4 separate regions of the Homo sapiens genome follow, and all the other regions are linked to region 1. Evidence: chromatin loops called from intact Hi-C (ENCODE). Cell type or tissue: natural killer cell. All regions are shown on one strand. Region 1 overlaps SETBP1 (SET binding protein 1). Region 2 overlaps LINC01478 (long intergenic non-protein coding RNA 1478). Region 3 overlaps SETBP1 (SET binding protein 1). Region 4 overlaps SETBP1 (SET binding protein 1).

Region 1 (2,500 bases):
CCAGGATTGAAATATTTGCTGAAGGCTGACAGGCAGCAGAATAGAGGCAGACAAGTGGCAAATTCCTGTTTTCTCCTCTAATTGAGAAAATATTTTGAGTGGTATTCAGTCAGACTACATAATGAGTGGGGGTGGGGCTGGAAGTGGAAAGAAAGAATATGAATGAGCAAGAATATTATTAAATTACTGCAAGAAGCCAAAGTGTGTGCAGAGTTCAAGGAGCTGTATGAATGTGCCCTCCTTCCTTGCTTCCTAATTTGGGATGCACAGCATTCATTTCTTCACTCACTCATTTAGCACATGGTCACTGGCAATGGGGGTTTACTTTCAAAGGAGGGTTTAGTAGCTGCCCATAGAGTTACCATCAGATAAATGTAAAAGGGGCCAGTTTTCTCTCCCAAGGCTAGGGAGACACATAAGCAGGTGATTGCAACACGTGAGACTCCCATCTTGATGCTGTTATTGTTCTTTTCTTTTCAACATCTAAATCTGGTAATCATCTGTATCTGCTCACAGTTTGGGGAATAATTTCATATAATTTCACATCTAAGAGAGACTATAAAGTGATTCCTGCACTAAGTCTGGCTATCCCAGGGCCTCTGTTCTTAATGAGTTACCTGTACTGTCCAAGGAATTGTGTAGCAAAACTGGGTTGGGGGGTGTGTGTGGAGGGGCAGAGTCTGGGTTTGGGGAAGTAGTTAGGAAACAAAGCAGTTATGTCTTGACTCAACCATAACCAGCCTGCCCTTGCTTGAAAGATTCGGCTTTCATATTTTAGGAGCACAGGTTCATTTTGTTTTCTAGGCTGACAGTGAATAGCACTGATGGTTTATTCACCAGGACCTTTCCTGAATTATAGGGGCATATAGCTGGGAAGGCCTTTAGGGTCATTTTGCCAATAGGAACCCACAGAAGTTAAGGGACATCCTCCCGGTGCTATGTGAGGTTGTGGCAGAGCTGGGACCTCCTCCCCCTCGGCCCCCTGACTTCCCAGCGGCTCTGGGTGTGCTGTCACCTCTTCCAGGAAGTGATGACTCAGATTATTTTCATCAACATACCTCCCCCCTCCAACTCCGTTTTCTTCCCACAGCCACCAAAGCCAATAATAGACTAAGGCAGTTTCAGTTTTAGACAATTTCCTTTTTTACTTAGAAATCTATGGTTAGAAAAGGGTGTAGGGTGGTAATAGTGGCCAGGGGTGGGGAGGGAGGCATGAGAAGCTTCAAAGGGGATGGGCATCTCCTGGCTCTCTGGTGGCCTGGATGGAATTAGAACCAAGAACTTTCATATGACCTTGAGTAGATCTCTAAAAGATTCCTTCCCTCTGAAGTTTTTTGACTTTTAAGTTCAGAAGGGAATTTCCTTTCCACCAATTCAGGGACCATTCCTAAAGCTTCATGAAACCCTTACATAATTTTTAAACTTTAACAACTAACTCATGTGAGTTGTTACACATAGCTTGTAAGTGACATTTCAAGCCTTCTTGATTTTCATTCCAACAGTTCTAGATACATAATACATTCTTTTCAAGGAAGGTAGGGACTTTGTTTTGTTGTAGTAACTAAAGCTGGCAATCATTGAAAGAGATTATGAATAATCAAATAATAATACTTATCTCTTGAGTTCTGTATGGGAGGCACCAATCTAAGCCTACTACCTGCAAATGTATATGTAATCCTCCCCAAAACTCTTAAGAGGTAAATCTTACTGTTCTCATTTTGCTGATGAGTTAACTGGCATGGGGAGGTTGAATAACTTGCCAAATGACATCTAGAGAGTATATAAAAGAGGTAGTGTTTGAAGTCCAGTTAGTCTGATTTCAAAGTTCATATTCTTAAACACAAAGCTATATAGGACCGCCTCCCATTTGCAGATTAGAAGTCATAAACTGTAATAATATTACTTTCAAATTTCATCACGTGTTTGATTCTAAGTGACATGAACTTGAAGTTTATTAAATATGTAAAGTACACAAAGACTTCATAAAGGCCCTATTTTTAATAAATGCCTCAAGCCACACAACTGTGTGCTTCGTTACATAATTTGTTTTTGTAATAATACGTGGAGAAGAGCCCAAGATGAAAGGGCTGGCTAGATTATTGTGTGTCAGTTGTGCACACACTCTGTTTCTGTTTTTCATTCTGGGATCAACTGGGGAGATAAATCCATTTGCCATTGATCTTACCATCGTGAGGGTGGAGTGGTTATCAGAGGATCCTGGAAAGTTTAAAGCATTATCCAAATGCAAAATAAAAGAGGTGGACAGCTTTTTATTTTTTTTAACACTATAAACATGTTTCAGTTTTGCTGTTCAGACTCTTCTCTCTGAAGTCCTTTTCCATAATGTTCGTTTGGGTAACTAGCATTGGAACATTTGGATAACTCAGTGTTTGAGCTCTCTGGATGAGTTGCATGCATTTGACTGAAATATTTGATCACTGTGTGTGTGTGTGTGTGTGTGTGTGTGTGTGTTGATACCCAAATAAAACAAACTCTTAAG
Region 2 (2,500 bases), 220 kb before region 1:
ATGACAGAGCAGCAGGAGGAGATTATCATACTTGGCTGATGTGGCTCCTTCACACTAGAAGGGGTAAAGGGAACAGCTGGTGCCTCTGTAGAGGTTTGAAGATGGGTTTTCATTGCTTGTTGCCATCAGGAGTGACCAAGGAATGATGACTGACTCATGACCCTCCATCTGGGGCCTCGGAGCCCAGCACCTGATTTGATTACCACATTGCATTTATCTTGCCAAGATATGTCAAGGGGACAGTTTTTGGAAAAAAAATATGTATTAAGCAAAAACTGTACACCCAATATACCTCATCTTTACACTCAATACCCTTCCCTTAGTCATTTTCCTCACTACTCAACTTTGTATCTAGTCCTATTCCTGTGTCCTAAAATAAATGTTCATTTATAATAAGATATTTGCATATCCAGTGAGAAAGGCTTTCTTATCAAAAGAGGTTTTAGAATAAACTAAGTGGTAACTATGATTGCAAACTAGGTAGGCTGTTGACATATTGAATTAGGAGACCTTCTAAGATCCCACCACATAAACAAAATTTTCTTATTCAGTATGACCCTGAATGATTTCACAAACCAGAACTACCCATGGCCTGAATCCATTACCTACCCATACCTTATTTTTAATGTATTTAGGAAATATAAATTAAAGCTACATTGATTTTTTTTATAAAAATTTAATTTGAAAAACTGGCATTATGAATGCAGTGCTGAAAAACAATTTATATTCCTAGTTGCTACTCAGACAACTACTTCCACTCAATACCACTGGAATGAGACAGGTGGGCAACATCAATCTTCTCCCCTGGAACTAGTAGATATTAACCAACCTCTAGAGGCAGAAAGGGGCTCCAAAATTTGCTAATAGAAGGGTAAAGCTTAACTGAGATAGAAAGCTGGCTAGATACTGAGCCTTCAGCAAAGAAGATGGGGGCAATGATACAGAGGGAAATTTTCGTTGTGGGATGTAAGATCAGAAATGATGAATGGTCAAAGAACTTTTGCCAAAATGGCCTAGACCCTAAACACATTATTTTCTCTATTTTTCTCCATAGTAAATTTAAGCACTTGATTAGTGTCTCATCAACAATATCATATCACAATTCACCAGTGGGTTACTACAGAGGTTGTCTGATATGATATCTCAGGAAATAGTGATGTAATACTGAGTTTCTATGACTCCCTTTTATTAATGACTGACTTCTCATCTCATGGTTTGTATATTGAGCATCATGGGTATTGTTAACTGTCCCTGGAACCTGATCTTCACACGGAGTCAGAATATGTGCTCTCTGAGAAGGTTAATCACACAAACGCTCTTTGACTTCTTTCTCATGAATGCCACATCCTCCTCAGAACCAAGCCCACGACTGACTGACAAGCCCAATGGAGAAAGAGCAGAAAACAGGAAAACATGTATTACACATTGCCCTGCATTCATCAGACTGCCCTTCAGAAAGGGGAAATAACAAAGAGTGAATGGTGGGAAGTCATTTTATCTGCTAGAAAAATATGCCCTGTTCCCTACTCAAAAAACAAGTGGTTGTGAAGCAACCGCATTATTTAAAGCTACAAGGCAAACAGGAAGAGGCAAACCAAACAGGCAGACCCTGAGAACTTCCCGCAAGTGCTCCCCTCAGCTGGGCTGGTTTGCAGTCTGATGGGCATGCTGACAGGCTCCAGTGGTTGCTGTGAACCCAGAGCATTCTTGACGAGAAAGGAAAGAGGAAAAGAAAGTGCCAGTTCCTCTTTAGCAAGCTATTTGGAAAACATTTGCTAATTCAAAGGAATAATAATGATTTCTAGAACCAACAACCATTAGTGTAAGCATTAACATCTGAGAAAGAAACCCAATGCTAAAATGCAAGCTTGAAGAGTAAGGAATTGCCCAAGAATAGGAGGTAGAAGAAAGTTGTCTACAAAACCCAGAAGAAAGGTGGTGCTTAAAATTAATTGACAACACAAGTGACTATACTGGCCAAAGAATGATCATTGGAACTTTAAAAGTTTACAGGTTGGGCTCAATGAGTCCCCAGTTTTGAAATATTTGATATGAGCGGACAGATATTCCAGGAACTGTGTGGGATGACACTCTTGGCCTCAGCTCCCCATTTTAGCCACATTTGAAATACCTAGAACTATATCTCAAGATAGCCTCTGAGCTAAGTTGTTATTTTGTTGCTTCACAACTCAACCTCAGTTCTGAGAACAGAAGTAGATAAATGTTGTGGCCACAAAGCAATTCAGGTATTATTCTTAATCCTTACCATGGTCTAAGAGTTAAGCGTCAATGTCATCATCTTACAAACGAGGGTACTGACACTTGGATAATTGTCCCACCATCAGAGAGTCAGTTACAGCGAAGTCCATCTGATGATATACCCCCTCTTTCTTCTGTACCATGGGATAAAACACATTTAGGGGACAGTAGAGAGATGATGCCCCTAAATCATCATTTCTCATGGCAAAGAAACAGAATTTTCTTTGGGCCAGAGTGAGCA
Region 3 (2,500 bases), 160 kb after region 1:
AAAACAACATGACCATGTCCCAAAGTATGTTATAAAGTTAATAATAAAAATTCAGGGGGATCAAGAAAAGGACTAAGCTATGTGGCCAGTGTGTCTTTGCTACGGTGTGTCTCAGTTTCTTCATGTAGCACATGGGAGGTGCATACTTGAATGATGCCTCAGAAGCCTTCCAGCCTCTAGCATTTTATTCTTGTCCATCCCATTCCAGTAGAGATGAGACCTCCAGAGGCTATGAGAAGTACAAATGAAGGATTTTCAATATAGGTGTAGCACTTCCAGAGCTTACTACTTGGGACAGTGAGCCGTCTTGATGAACTACTTAAATCTTCACTTTGTCCAAGATGTTCCTCAACTTACTTGGATCAAAGCCTTCCTCTTTCTCGTCTTCTTATTTTTTTGATTAGATATATTTTTCCTAGTTGGATAGTGTACTTTTATATTTATATGTCAAGGTGGTTTTCATTTAAAGTAAAAAAGCAATGTTTAAAATTTCTAGCCCTTAGGTCAGCACAGGTGATTTCTGTAGGAAGGGCCCTGTCACCTTTTAGATACATCCAATTCCTCTTAAACATGAGCACCTATCAGAAATAATGAAAAAACTCACCTTTGGGATTTTCATTAGTTTGGCAATCACTTCTCCTTTTGAAAGATTGGTGGACTGTACATTTTATTATTATTATTATTATTATTATTATTATTATTATTAGTTAAAAGGAAGCCAACTGTTTCATTTGATACCACACAAAGATAACAGCATTGTAAAGTCCCAAAGAGTTTCCCACTGAGTTCCTCCAAAGTGACGAATTCCTAGCAAAAGGTCTTCTCACACTCAGCTTGTCAGAGACCTTGCTTGCAGCAGTGTCTCAGGAACACTTGTTGGCTGAATGAATGAGTGAAGGAATTGGTAAATTAGTGAGTAGTGTCACTGTGTGGTATCTAAGAAGAACTTTGACTTTGGGGTCAGATAGAATTGGTTCTAAAATCGTGTGGTTCCTCTTAGTAGATGTATGACCTTCAGAAAATTACTTAACTTCCATTTTCTCATTTGTCAAGTGGGGACATGAACTCCCTTTGAGTGTTACTGGAAGGATTAGAGATGATCAATGTAAAGTGCATGATACAACGTAGGTGCCCAATAAAAGGAGGTTTCCTTTTTCTCTCATTGCTCATGCAGCATCTGGCTCCTAGTGGGCCTTTGGGACATGTTTGATGACTGAAGGGAGCTGAGCACTATGCATTTGGAGGCCATGAGTCATTCACACCCAGAAATTACAACTCCTTTATCTACTGGGCTGCTGTTCTCACTGGGGAAGTCCCCAGTTGCCTGGTTGGCACATTGTTCCAGCCAACCAGGTATTTACAGCTATCTCTGGCTATTCTGAGCATGAACAAGATTACCTGGGAATTTCCCTCTTGATAGGACTAGAGACTCCTACCCTTAGAGCAGAGAAGGCAGCTCTGATAATGAGATGACAAAACAGAGGGCTTTTCTCTGTTCTCAACTAAGTCCTTAGTGGCAGGAAAACAGACTGTAGTGTGCACAGGCTCAGGCCAAGGGCCACAGAATATCTTCCGAGTAAGAATACAGGAGCAAGGACAAGCTAGGATCATCAGTGATACCCACTCAGAGTGGGTAAAATCCTCAGGCCACAGACAACAGAAAAAGGCAGGCAGAAAGTAGTGAGCAAGTGGCCAATTGTGTCCCGGATGCCCAGGGCTTATTAGAGCAGGGGAAGGCCAGAAGGAGTCAAAAGCCTAGGCAGAGGTGGTCAAACAAAGATCATGTCAAGGAGCAACAGCAGGTTATCCAATTGTAAATACCTGGAACCCAGATTCCAAAATACGAGGGCTCAGTGGGAGGCAGAGAGAACACTGGGGAGCAAGACAGTAGAGCCAAGCTAAAAAATATCTGGACAACCAAGAAAATCATTTTCTGGGATCAAATAAGGAACTGAAACATTAGAAGAGCAGTCAATCTCCATCCCAGATGACAGGCATTCCAAGTTCCTGCCTGGATGGAGTATTTCAGGGTGCTGGTCCTGGTCTCTGCCAGGAGGGGTGATCAATTTCTACACCAGGTTCCCAGTGAGTCAACTTGGATAAGTTGAGCCTAAAGCCATGCACCTCAATTGGTGAGAAATAGAGCTAATAAAACTCAAACCAAGGAATTTATCCCTTGTGAGTTAGTTAGTTCCTCCTGCCTGAAGGTCCCTTCTTAGCATCTAGTAAAATGTCACTTACAGACCACTTTTAGAGCACACACAGCCAGGGGTTTTGCTCAGGTCAGTGCTTGGAGGAGCCTTTTTTCAGGATCCCAAGAAGTAGTATTTCAAAGCTGATGCTGTTCACTCATTTCTTTAGTTAAAGATTTATCTTCCCTCAAGCCTTATGAATTGAATTGGTACCAAAAGGATGCACTTCCCATTTGGTGCAAAGCAAATGTAGCAGATAAGAAAGCTTTGTGCTTTTATTAAAACTGTCACAATCAGCCTGTTCATTT
Region 4 (2,500 bases), 110 kb after region 1:
GGCTCGTTCCCACTGTGGCTTGTTTTCTCTTGCTGACCCATGCTTGGTGGAGTCTCCCTCCTCCTTTCTGTAATGAAGATGATCCCAGGCTTAAGGATTCTTCTAAGTCCTTCAGCCTGGAGCAGCCCATGCCTGGCTCTGTCCTTTTGCTTCCTCAGTCACTTCTAAAACATTTTGTGAGCCACATTTAACACCCAGCTATATTCAGTTTAGCATTTTATTATCTACTCCATGTTATCCATCCTGTATTTCAGAGTAGGAGTCTCTTACTGCTTATCTACTCCTTTTGTATTGATGTTTAGTATTGAGCTGTATTCGCTTCACACCCTGCGCAGTGTCTTCTTATGGATGTGAATGACAGCCTTCAATATATGCCAGAACAGTGGAAGATTCTACCCTTTTTTGATCTGATACTTTAGCTTAGCCCTTACTGTAATTCATGACAGAATGGGAAGGAGCTGGGACACCATGAAGATGCTCTTTATCCAGATACTGGGAACATCTGGGTCCCTTGCTGCAGTTGTACATCTGTCACCTGGCCAAAGCTAGGTAGCCCTTGGGGTGTGAAGGTGACAAATGCTTATGACAGGTGTACCATTTACATCATTCCTTACTAGGACAGTTTACTCCAAGGCCCTGCTTATTGCCGCTAAGAGAAAAGTGCTTCAGCCCCAGTTCATCCCTTCTCCAACCAATGGGGTATGGGGTGGGCTGGATAGAAACTGTCTTCTCAGCTCTTTCTTGAATGCACGTGAGCAAATCAACCCTTTTAATTACTTACGTTCTGAATCTCATTGCTCACTTTTTCGGAAAACAGGAACACCCAGAATGACCCCCTCAGCCCCACCCCACACTACACCTTAATAACGTAATGCCTGGAGCTGACAGTTGTTGTGGCATGCAGGAGCCATGCAGAGACAGATGTGACAAAGATGAACTGATCCCATTTTTAAGAGAATGAAATAAGCTCTTTAAAACTAATAATCAGGCTCTCTCTCAGGCTGATACACACTCAACTGTCGGTTTGAAGGATGAGACCCTGATGTGACTTCTCAGCAATGAATGATTCTCTTAATATCTTAAAAAAAAAAAAAACCCAGCCTTCTCATTGCTTCTTTCTAAAGAATTAACTATTACAGGATAGACAGATGAGAGACCTGGGAAGCACTGCTTCTGGAGGGCCTGAAATGCTCAGCTGGCAGTGTCTTAAACAGTTTACGAGTGTAGATGAACCCCAGAAATTGTGCTCCTTGGTGGGATCAGGGTGAAGAGCCACCAGGGAAGTAGCAGACATTCTGCCAAAATAGAAAGTCTAATCTGTTTCTCCACTTCCGTCACCCCGGGGGATGGGCAGACTGGTGTGTGAATGGGGAAGGAAGAAGAATGAGTCAGCATGCTAGGCAAACCTGGGTGTTGCTGCTGCTGCTGCTGCTGCTGCTGCGAGGCTGCCCTTAGCCCGCACTGGCTCTTTGAGCATCTCCGGACTCTCAGCTATTGTTACAGATGTGATGGAGAACCATGGGACGTGCCCTCTGCTATGAATCTTCCATTCTCTTGGCAGTCCAGTTGTATACTGTGCAGAATGAGCTGCCAGCACTGGAAATAACACCAAGGTTGAGGTAAATGTGCAGTATTACAAAGTGTCCAGACTACTTAGGCTCTAACAGCATAACAACAGGTAGAGGACCAAAGAGGGGCATCCAGATAAGTGGAGGTCTGAGATGAAAGATAGATGGGATAAGCATTCTCCTTCCCTGTATGGGTTTTAAGGGTACCTGTGTACAGTAAGCACAGGATAAACATTTGTGGAATGAATAGATGGACAGATAAAGGAGGACTCAGACTTGATATTTGCTGAATGCCCAGTAATAGTACAGAGGGATGTGATTGCACCTCCTTAGGAAGAGCAGGTGGAGAACAATCATATTGATATGTAATTTTTGATAGCAGCAGGAGCAGGAAAACGTAAGAAGGAGGTCATTCTGAGAACAAGTTGTCTTCTTGATCCACATTGCTTTTTATTTTATTTGACTTATGCATTTAGTGTTTATTGTTTCCCCAGAAGAGGCCTGTGCATGGTCGAATTCTCTCCATGGCTGTTCATGATTTAGGGACAGAGCACCCTGCACCCTGCCATGTGTACACTTCTCTTTATGAGGCTTACAACGTTTATTGTCTCATTCCTCCATTTGGCAAGGTCAACATGGCAAATATATAATTTCCATCTTTAACAGATGTGGACCCTGAGTTGGAGACATGAACTGACTTGTTTAGTTTCTCGCAGCCAATGAGCCAGCATGCCTTTTGGCTCAAATTCACCAGCATGACTACCCTTGCTAGATCCCAGCAGTGACATGGCGCTACCTCTGCAAGGGGCTCATGCTTAGTGGCATAGCACACCTCTTTTGCAAAAGGACTCTGCTAAGCCAAGCATGGCCCACTTTTAACTCTCTTCATGCAGTGGGATAAGGGAATTGATCAATTGCCAGCTCACCTCAGG

The links. Hi-C counts contacts between places; a loop is a spot of excess contacts. Peaks named below come from ENCODE experiments on the same cell type or tissue, not always from the same donor. Only the 100,000 strongest peaks of a DNase experiment are listed, where the experiment ranks them.
Region 2: it touches region 1 in a loop (5-fold over the local background); 2 of 110 quality-filtered maps call a loop at or near these places.
Region 3: a loop joins it to region 1, with 10 times the contacts of the local background. A loop is called at or near these places in 3 of 110 quality-filtered maps.
Region 4: it touches region 1 in a loop (2.1-fold over the local background); 4 of 110 quality-filtered maps call a loop at or near these places.

Annotation. Positions count from the first base shown.
Region 1 is chr18:44,724,748-44,727,247 of GRCh38, forward strand. The region is part of intron 2 of SETBP1 (SET binding protein 1); the gene reads left to right. Among named protein-coding and RNA genes, the nearest start is that of SETBP1, 45 kb to the left of the region's middle. RefSeq lists enhancers at 587-636, 767-956. In natural killer cell, no CTCF peak of the experiment used is centred here; a DNase peak (open chromatin) is centred at 1,034; H3K27ac peaks cover 1,996 bases.
Region 2 is chr18:44,506,517-44,509,016 of GRCh38, forward strand. The region is part of intron 2 of LINC01478 (long intergenic non-protein coding RNA 1478); the gene reads right to left. Among named protein-coding and RNA genes, the nearest start is that of LINC01478, 24 kb to the right of the region's middle. In natural killer cell, no CTCF peak of the experiment used is centred here; a DNase peak (open chromatin) is centred at 1,505; H3K27ac peaks cover 1,838 bases.
Region 3 is chr18:44,886,088-44,888,587 of GRCh38, forward strand. The region is part of intron 3 of SETBP1 (SET binding protein 1); the gene reads left to right. Among named protein-coding and RNA genes, the nearest start is that of MIR4319, 83 kb to the right of the region's middle. RefSeq lists an enhancer at 948-1,177. In natural killer cell, no CTCF peak of the experiment used is centred here; a DNase peak (open chromatin) is centred at 1,304; H3K27ac peaks cover 297 bases.
Region 4 is chr18:44,837,993-44,840,492 of GRCh38, forward strand. The region is part of intron 2 of SETBP1 (SET binding protein 1); the gene reads left to right. Among named protein-coding and RNA genes, the nearest start is that of MIR4319, 130 kb to the right of the region's middle. RefSeq lists an enhancer at 1,477-1,626. In natural killer cell, no CTCF peak of the experiment used is centred here; a DNase peak (open chromatin) is centred at 1,359; H3K27ac peaks cover 576 bases.